2 separate regions of the Homo sapiens genome follow, and region 2 is linked to region 1. A link is an interaction called in ENCODE POLR2A ChIA-PET data of the cell type or tissue named here. Cell type or tissue: Panc1. All regions are shown on one strand.

Region 1 (5,000 bases):
GTAAAGAATCTTCTAGAGGGAAACATTTGTGCTTTTAGGGATAATCTTCCTTGTGCCTCACTACATCCCTAAGTGGGTATGACTCTTGTTATTACCACATGCTTTTTTAGTATATTTCACAAATTTACTTTTAAATATTATTTTAGATACGGTGTAACATGTGCAATTCAGAATAATTTTATAACAGGTCATGAAAAACATAACTTTAGTTAGGATTCACAATATTTGTTCTCCACATAATGAGAGAATGAATGAGCCTTTGGAGATACTGATATAAGGCAATTATTTTTTGCAATGTTGAATGTGTTTTTTAGTTTGATTCTTTTTTTTTCCCCCAATAGGGCACTACCTGCCATATCATCTTGTATTACTTTTTGATGTAAAGCGACTAATATTTACACTATGCCATATTTTTTTTAATTATAGTTGTAAATTATGAAAGATCCTTGAATTTTCTACAGATCTACAACTACTAATGTAACAGACAAGGGCAATCTTGGTATTTAAATCTGAGCATGGCAGTTCTACCATAAAAAGTACTCTATTTTTCTAATTTCTAGGATTTTTAAAATAACATTTCTGTAAGTCTGACATACTAATAGTCACTCAAGCAGTACCATTTATTTTAGTTTGCATATATTTTCACTGTTTTTAATTTAATGTATTGAGTCTAATAGACTGTTTTGCAATAATTAGAATAAAGATTTATTTCTTCTAATCAAAGATGCATAACAGCTATTATCTAGGGGACCACCAAATGTGATTTCAAAATTTTGTTAACTATTACAAATGTAATCCTTATATAGAAATTTTAATTTTGTAAAGTAGTGTATAATATTGTAATATTAAATTCTTGTTCTTAAATTCAAATATGTATTGATCTTCAATGTGCTGTGTTAAATCTTGCTTCTCTGAAAAGTTGGAGACAAGATTTGTCTTCCTTTTTACAGTTTGTAATTTTCACTGTTTTATTCCTGTTAAAAAAAAAAAAAAGTCATTTGTAACCCATGCAGACCATTGTTTGATCTATGCTAACTTATCAACTTGGCTATTCAATAAAGTTAATTGAAAAGAGCTTATATATAGTGACTAGTTATTTAAAGTGATATGAGCCTGGTATGGTGGCCCACACCTGTAATCCCAGCAGTTTGGGAGGCCCAGGTGTAAGGATCACTTGAGGCCTGGAGTTGAAGACCTGTCTGGGCCAGGTGGCGAAAACTTGTCTCTACAAAATAGTTTTTAAAAGTAGGCTGGGCGTGGTGGCTCACGCCTGTAATCCTAGCACTTTGGGAGGCCAAGGCAGGTGGATCACCTGAGGTCAGGAGTTCGAGACCAGCCTGGCCAATATGGTGAAACCCCATTTCTACTAAAAGTACAAAAACTTAGCCAGGCATGGTGGCGCATGCCTGTAATCCCAGCTACTTGGGAGGCTGAGGCAGGAGAATCGCTTGAACCCTGGCCGAGGTTGCAGTGATCCCAGATCGTGCCATTGCACTCCAGCTTGGGGAACAAGAGCAAAACTCCATCTAAAAAAAAAAAAAAAAGTCCAGGTGTGGTGGCTCATGCCTGTAATCCCAAAACTTTGGGAGGCCGAGGCGGGCAGATCACCTGAGGTCAGGAGTTTGAGACCACCCTGGCCAATATGGTGAAACTCCGTTTCTACTAAAAATACAAAAATTAGCTGGGCATGGTGGCAGGTGCCTGTAATCCCAGCTACTTGGGAAGCTGAGGCATGAGATTTGCTTGAACTCGAGAGGCGGAGGTTGCAGGGAGCTGAGATCGCGCCACTGTATTCCGGCCTGGGCAACAGAGCGAGACTCCATCTCAAAAAAAAAAAAAGTGTAATCCCAGTAGAAAAAAGTGCTGTAATCCCAGCACTTTGGGAGGCCGAGATGGGAGGATCACAAGGTCAGGAGTTTGAGACCAGCCTGGCCGACATAGTGAAACCCCATCTCTACTAAAAATACAAAAAATTAGCTGGGCGTGGTGATGGGCACCTGTAATCCCAGCTACTTGGGAGGCTGAGGCAGGAGAATCGTTTGAACCTGGGAAGCAGAGGTTGCAGTGAGCCGAGATCGCGCCACTGTACTCCAGCCTGGGTGACAGTGTGAGACTCAGTCACAAAAAAAAAAAAAAAAAAAGGTGGCGGGGCATGGTGACTCACGCTTGTAGTCCCAGCTACTCAGGAGGCTGAGGCAGGGGGATCCCTTAACCCTAGGAGTGTGAAGCTGCAATGAACCATGATTGTGCCACTGCATTCCACCCAGGGCAAGAAAGCAAGACCCTGTCTCTTTAAGTAAAAAGTGACACGAACAACTTGCCAATTACTAAGTAGTGCTATGTTGTGCATCCAAATTATGTCAGTGAAAAAATTATTGCTGAAGATGCTTTAAATAGCCTATGTAGATGTCTGGGAGGTCATAAACTGAATTCTTGATGCTTGCTTCTCAAGGATAGCTGGGTTTGAAATTCTATATCAAAGGTTATTTTTCCATTGATAATGTTAAGATATTACTCCATTGTTTTCTGTACCCTTGTGTCATAAAAAGATAACTGGCCAGGCGCGGTGGCTCATGCCTGTAATCCCAGCACTTTGGGAAGCTGAGGCAGGTGGATCACCTGAGGTTGGGAGTTCAAGACCAGCCTGACCAACATGGAGAAACCCCATCTCTACTAAAAATACAAAATAAGCCGGGCGTGGTGGCGCATGCCTGTAATTTTTGTATTTTTAATAGAGACAGAGTTTCACCATGTTGACGAGGCTGGTCTCGAGCTCCTAGCCTCAAGTGATCCACCTGTCTTGGCTTTTATCCTTAATGTACTATAGTTTTATTACTGTTGGTTTGTTGTTGTTGTTGTTGTTTATTTTTTTGAGACAGAGTTTCACTCTTGTTGCCCAGGCTGGAGTGCAATGGCATGATCTCGGCTCACTGCAACCTCCACCTCCCGGGTTCAAGCAATTCTCCTGCCTCAGCCTCCCAAGTAGCTGGGATTACAGGCATGCAGCACCACACCTGGCTAATTTTGTATTTTTAGTAGAGACGGGGTTTCTCTATGTTGGTCAGGCTGGTCTCGAACTCCCGACCTCAGGTTATCCGCCCGCCTCGGCCTCCCAAAATGCTGGGATTACAGGCATAAGCCACCGCACCCAGCCTGTTGTTTATTTTTTTATCCTGCTTGTTATTCAGAGCACACTTTAAAGATTCTTGTCTACAATTCTGAAAAACTCCCAGCCATTTCCTTTTCAAATATTTGAAAACTGTTCTATAAAATTAATTCTTTCTGGAATAAATTTCTATTCCAACTTTTAACTCGGCTGGAAGAATTTAAGTGTTGTATTTCTTCATGTTCGTTGGAATATGGGTTTTCAGGCATATTTGAGGGGAAGTATTTTTATTTTTGTTTTAGTTCTTCTCTCTTTGTTTATGCCTACCTCTTATCTAAGGGTTTTATAATTGCCTTTTCCTGACCCCTTTTCCAGAACTAGGGCTCTTAGTGGTGCTTCTGGGCTCCTATTCTGTAATGATTTGGGGATATCATCATTGCAGTCACCTATAGTGGGAAGTGTAATTGTTGCCCTCCCTTCTGCCTTCTTTCTTTTAAAGCGGAAATCCAAGGCTGTGTAGGTCAATAGCGAGTTATGATTTGAACATTTTGGAGTGAGGACAGGCTTTAAACAGTTTGGTCTGGTCTTCCTTGTCTCATATAGAGCATGAATAATGCCTGTCACCCCATAAAATGTTCTCTTTCTCCTGCTTCTGGACCTGCAGCCCACCAGGCATCTGATTTCAACTCTACACTTCCTTGTGTTTCTGACTCTTTGATCTGCTGAGATGTTCCTCTCATGGTTTTGAATCAAGCAAGCTATCTTTTGTCTCCTTTTTTATTTTTAACTGTGTGTAGTAGAGGAATCCAAGCATCAACTTACTGCCATAATTGTAACCCCAAAAACTGGATTCTAATTTTATCACTTAATTATTGCTATTCAATCTGTTCAGCTTTGTATCTACAGTTTATTTTAAAAATTACTAATATTAGCCTACCTAAAAAAATACTAGGATCAAATACAAATCATATAAAAAAGTCACTGAAAATGCCAAGTTTTGACACTTGCTCTAAGAGAAAAATTTCTGCAAATATTCTGGTAAATTTAGTCTAGTACTAAAGTCTGGTACTCAGTGCTAGACTTGGGGCAAAGTGGTACTTTTTTTAAAAAAGGGAAGGGCCTGGCCGGGTGTGGTGGCTCATGCCTGTAATCTCAGCACTTTGGGAGACCGAGGCTGGCGCATCACAAGGTCAGGAGTTCAAGACCAGCCTGGCCAACATGGTTAAACCCCGTCTCTACTAAAGATACAAAAAATTAGCTGGGCATGGTGGCATGTGCCTGTAATTCCAGCTACTCGGGAGGCTGAGGCAGGAGAATCGCTTGAACCTGGGAGGTGGAGGTTGCAGTGAGCTAAGATAGTGCCATTGCACTCTAGCAGGGTGACAGGGCAAGACTCCGTCTCAAAAAAAAAAAAAAAAAAAAAAGGAAGGGCCTGCCCTTGTAAAGTCTATAGTGAGGGAGATAGAAATTAGTATGAATGTATGCACATCATTTATCAAAGAATCACATACCACTGAGATGTGCTAGGAAGGATAACTGAAACTACAGAAACCCCACCAGGAAAAGGTTCCCCAGACATTGGTAAGCACATAACATGAAATCTTGACACTTTAACTCTCACCTGACTTAAATGAGCCATCATATTTCAAAACATCTATCTAAAGAACTGAAACTTTCATCTGGCTTTTATAGGCTATCTCAAATGAAAAAATCTTTTGTTTACCCTGGGATTATATTTAGCCAACTTTGTTATTAAAGGAGAAGAGGGAAGAGACACGTTGTTACTTGTATGTTTAAGAGGTTAGACGCTTTTCTAGGTAGATACCCACAACCCTAAGTTATGTTTGTTTCCTTTAGACATTGACTACGACAAAAGGAGATTGGACCTCTCTGA
Region 2 (5,000 bases), 360 kb before region 1:
AGTGCCAGGTGCAGTGGCTCACACCTGTAATCTCAGTACTTTGGGAGGCTGAGGTGGGCAGATCACATGAAGCCAGGAGTTCTAAATCAGCCTGGGCAACATGGTGAAACCCCGTCTCTACTAAAAATACAAAAATTAGCTGGGCGTGGTCGTACGTGCCTGTAATCCCAGCTACTTGGAGGCTGAGGCATGAGAATTGCTTGAACCTGGGAGGCAGAGGTTGCAGTGAGCCAGGATCGTGCCACTGCACTCCAGCCTGGGCGACAGACAGAGTAAGACTGTCTCAGAACAATAACAACAACAATAACAAAAAGCCAATGAGAATAGTTAGGGTATCTCAAAATTATCTGCATAACAGTTGTTACAGTAAAACACATATTCAAGTTCATCTCTGTATTGTCACATACTGGTTAGTTTTCCAAAATGATTAAATAGAAAAAAAATAATCAATTTAAGTGCAACAGTTGAAGAAAGAGCAAGAGATACTGCCTTGGGGGAAAAAAATCTCCTAATCAGATTTTCATTCACAGTACACAATTGCCTTATCTATAGTATTATGTTTTAGGTCATCAGGACATGAACTGATATCTTTCACAAAATCATAACATCTTTACTGACTCACTTTTCATTGTCTAGAAATAGAGCTGTTCTATTTATTTATTTATTTGAGATGGAGTCTCGCTCTGCTGCCCAGGCTGGAGTGCAGTGGCGTGGTCTCGGCTCACTGAAACCTCCGCCTCCCGGGTTCAAGTGATTCTCCTGCCTCAGCCTCTTGTGTAGCTGGGATTACAGGCCCCTGCCACCATGGCCGGCTTTTTTTTTTTTTTTTTTTTTGAGACAGAGTCTCACTCTGTCGCCCAGACTGGAGTGCAGTGGCGCAATCTCAGCTCACTGCAACCTCCTCCTCCTGGGTTCAAGCAATTCTCCTACCTCAGCCTCCCGAGTAGCTGGGACTACAGGCACACACTGCCATGCCTGGCTAATTTTTTGTGTTTTAGTAGAGACAGGGTTTCACCATGTTGCCCAGGCTGGTCTCGAACTCCTGAGCTCAGGCAATCCGCCCGCCTCGGCCTCCCAAAGTGCTAGGATTACTGGCGTGAACCACCGCGCCCAGCGTAGAGCCATTCTAATAATCCACAGATGCCTAATATATTTCCTCAAATTAGGCCAGGCACAGTGGCTCATGCCTGTAATCCTAGCTCTTTCACAGGTCCAAGACAGGAAGATCGCTTAAGCCCAGGTGATGGAGGCTGCAGTGAGCTATGATCATGCCACTGCGCTGCAGCCTGGGCAACAGGGAGACTCCATTTCTTAAAAAAAAAAAAAAAAAAAAAGAGAGAGAAAGAAGGCAAATTGATCCATCATATCTCATATAGACTTACAAAGAAAGAAGAAAATATTATTTTTGTATCAGATAAAGCAAACAAGAACATCTGCTGCATATGAAACAGCTATACTATATCGTCAAGATCATAAACCTTAAAGGATGTAAATAGATTCCAATAAATAGAATACATACTTATTTAAATATTTTTAAAATCATTAATTTTCTACCCCAACCCTAAGGAATGTTAATGCTCCTTTCTCCACACTCCTCAGTTGTTTCTCCTGGGCTGAACTGTCACACCTACATAGGATTCTGTCTTCTTCCCTGATCTCTCCTGATATTGTTCCTCATTTCTAAAAGCCTACTGGTAATCTTTACTTAAATGTACTCCTGTCACCTCAAATTCAACATTTCCAAAATTGAAGTACTTCCCAAACCATGTCTCTTTTGAGTCTTTCGTATTTCTATCAATTGTATCAATCACTGAACCTCAGAGACCTTTGACTCCTTCTATAGTCTTTCTATAGTCTTCTACACTCTTTCATGTCTTTTTTTTTTTAGACAAGGTGTTGCTCTGTTGCCCAGGCTGGACTGCAATAGTGTGATCTCGGCTCACTGCAACCTCCTCCTCTTGGGTTCAAGCAATTCTTCTGCCTCAGCCTCCCGAATAGCTGGGATTACAGGCATGCACTACCATCCCCGGCTAATTTTTGTATTTTTAGTAGAGATGGGGGTTTCACTACATTGGCCAGGCTGGTCTCGAACTCCTGACCTCAGGTGATCTGCCTGCCTCAGCCTCCCAAAGTTCTGAGATTACAGGCGTGAGCCACAGCGCCCTTTTTTTTTTTCTTTTGAGATGGAGTCTCACTCTGACGCCCAGGCTAGAGTGCAGTGGCGTGATCTCGGCTCACTGCAACCTCCACCTTCTGGGTTTGAGCGATTGTCGTGCCTCAGCCTCCTAAGTAGCTGGGATTACAGGGGCGCGACACTATGCCTGGCTAATTTTTTTTTTTTTTTTCCTTTTCTTTTGAGACAGAGTCTTGCTCTGTCGCCCAGGCTGGAGTGCAGTGGCGCTGTCTTGGCTCACTGCAAGCTCCGCCTCCCGGGTTCACGCCATTCTCCTGCCTCAGCCTCCGCAGTAGCTGGGACCACAAGCACCCGCCACCTCGCCCGGCTAATTTTTTGTATTTTTTAGTAAAGACGGGGTTTCACCGCGTTAGCCAGGATGGTCTCGATCTCCTGACCTCGTGATCCACCCGCCTCAGCCTCCCAAAGCGCTGGGAGCGTGAGCCACCGCACCCGGCCTTAATTTTTTTTGTTTAATTTTTAGTAGAGACGGGGTTTCACTATGTTGTCCAGGACGGTCTTGAACCCCTGACCTCAGGTGATCCACCCGCCTCGGCCTCTCAAAGTGCTGGGATTACAAGCGTGAGCCACCGCACCCGGCCTCATGTCTTTTTTTTTTGTTTTTTACAATACAGCATGTTCTAACTTTACTTTTCATTCACATTGCTGCATTTTAGCAAGGGTCCTCAGACATTTTCCAAAATTCCTTAATTGAACTCCTAACAGACCTATTTTTACTCTTAGTCCTCCAATCTATTCTGCACAATAGTGGTAGATTAAAATTTACATTTCTTTACACTGAATTCAAAACCTTCACGACTTTCCACCTCTTACAAAATCAAGTTTTGACTCCTTAGCCTAAAAGACTTTAAAATCTACCTCCAATTTACTGTTCTAATATACCTCTTTCCAATTCTGCTCAGAAAACTCTACAGGCACATGTCTTTGCTCTTTGTCCTTTCCACTTTGCCCTTTATCCTTTGTCCTTCTTTAGTCTCTTTTGAGTTTATGTTGTTCCTCTAACCTAGAACACAACAGTTTCTCCCTCTTATCTAAACCCTCCACATCCTTCAAAGCCAAATTCATGTCCCATTTCCTCAAAAAAACTTTCCCTACCAGGGAAAGGACTTTGTGTTGATTCCTTGGCATTTATTATGAGCCACTTTTTATTCAGTATGATTTTCATATACTCTCCTTTCTGATTAAATTATAGAAGTCTTTAAGGGCAGGAACTATCTTTTACCTCCTTATAGTCTCAGTACCTAGCACCATGCCTTGCACATAGCAGAAATTTTTATTAAGTATTATACTTGAATATTTCTGAATAATTATTAAACAATATTGGTGTAGCTTTTGTTACATACCCCAAAACACATATATCTTGTATCACTATAAAATTACAAAATGTAGATAAGATAGAGTATTACACTTGTTTCTCCATAATATGAATCAGTACGTGTGAACTAAAATATTTTATGCAATTTTTTATTCCATAACAATTTTTTCTTTTGACTTAGATGATTAAGGCAAAAGAAGCAAACCTTTAGAAACTTTATTTCTCTCATCGCAATTTTGTTGACAGATTGTTCTGGTCTCTCATAAAATATCTTAATGGCCACTATCTGCCCAGTATTCTTATGTTTACATTTCATGACTGTTCCGTAACTTCCCTCTCCCACTTTTCCAAGGGTTTCATACATCTCCATTTTCAAGCTGGGCTTTTACTACTTTATAGAAATAAAGAAAGAAAATGGAAAATGTTAAACGTTTATACTTTTATTTATTAAAACTAGATAATGCATATCCACAATAAACCCACAGTCTCAAATATAGAGACATTAAAAAAAAAAAAGGAATCTTTTCCACTGAGCCTTTTTGTCTTTGGGAACTAAAGACAGCTTGAGTAAGGTGTCCTTCTGAGGCTCCACCTCTCACCAGAACTTAGGGGTACTCCTGCTGTCTCGGTCATGCCCATCAACACTGAGACTACCACACTATAAGTCACCATCCATCAAGCATGGGGTCCCTACACTTCCTGTCATGTTCCTGTCAAATAATAGGTTCCCGCACTACTGCAGTCGCCCACTTATCAGGCCCAAGGTCCTAAAAAAAGCCTGGTCTCGCCCGCAACTCAAACCACACGTCTTAGGATGCCGGACCGGCGTCACGCCCCACGTCCCGCTGTTGACTTTATCCAAACAGCCGCCGCCGCCTCAGCCCATTCTGTGGTCCCGCTGGTCTGGCTCTGCGTAGTTCCAGTGGAGCCACCGAACACTGATACTACTTTGTTGCTCAGCCCCGCAAGGAACCGGCCACTTGCCACCATGGAAACGCCGGCGGAGTTGCTGCGTTCTAGACTCGTGCGCAAGACCGGAACATGGGCAGGGTCCCGACCCGGAAGGGGAAGTGGGAAGAAACGGAAACCTACTCTGGGTAGGCGCAAGGTGGAAGAGTGCTGTGCTTGGGAATGGGGGAGGGGAGTACAGATTGCTGTCGCAGCTGAGCCTCCTCACAAGGTTGCTTTTGAATGTGGATAGGAAGGATCTGCATCTTTTTTTTTTTTTTTTTTTTTTTTGAGATAGTCTAGCTCTGTCGCCCAGGCTGGACTGCAGTGTCGCTGATCTTGGCTCACTGCAACCTCCTCCTTCCAGGTTTAAGTGATTTTCCTGCCTCAGCCTCCCGAGTAGCTGGGATTACAGGCGTGTGCCACCACGCCCGGATAATTTTGTATTTTTAGTAGAGACGGGGTTTCTACCATGTTGGCCAGGCTGGTCTCGAACTCCCAACATCAGGTGATCCGCCTGCCTCGGCCTCCCAAAGTGCTGGG

Evidence for each region. ChIA-PET counts read pairs that join two places held together with the same protein. Peaks named below come from ENCODE experiments on the same cell type or tissue, not always from the same donor. Only the 100,000 strongest peaks of a DNase experiment are listed, where the experiment ranks them.
Region 2: POLR2A ChIA-PET joins it to region 1 with 8 read pairs; 8 of 35 experiments call an interaction of 5 or more read pairs at or near these places.

The regions. Positions count from the first base shown.
Region 1 is chr5:134,726,831-134,731,830 of GRCh38, forward strand. It overlaps SEC24A (SEC24 homolog A, COPII component), which reads left to right. Exons shown (of 23, transcript NM_021982.3): 23 at 1-1,079. Among named protein-coding and RNA genes, the nearest start is that of CAMLG, 9.2 kb to the right of the region's middle. RefSeq lists a silencer at 1,920-2,087. In Panc1, no CTCF peak of the experiment used is centred here; no DNase peak of the experiment used is centred here.
Region 2 is chr5:134,362,645-134,367,644 of GRCh38, forward strand. CDKL3 (cyclin dependent kinase like 3) reads right to left here and starts at 4,527. Exons shown (of 13, transcript NM_001113575.2): 1 at 4,333-4,527; 2 at 3,715-3,900. The coding sequence starts at 3,879. In Panc1, no CTCF peak of the experiment used is centred here; a DNase peak (open chromatin) is centred at 4,567; H3K4me3 peaks cover 1,348 bases; H3K27ac peaks cover 1,515 bases.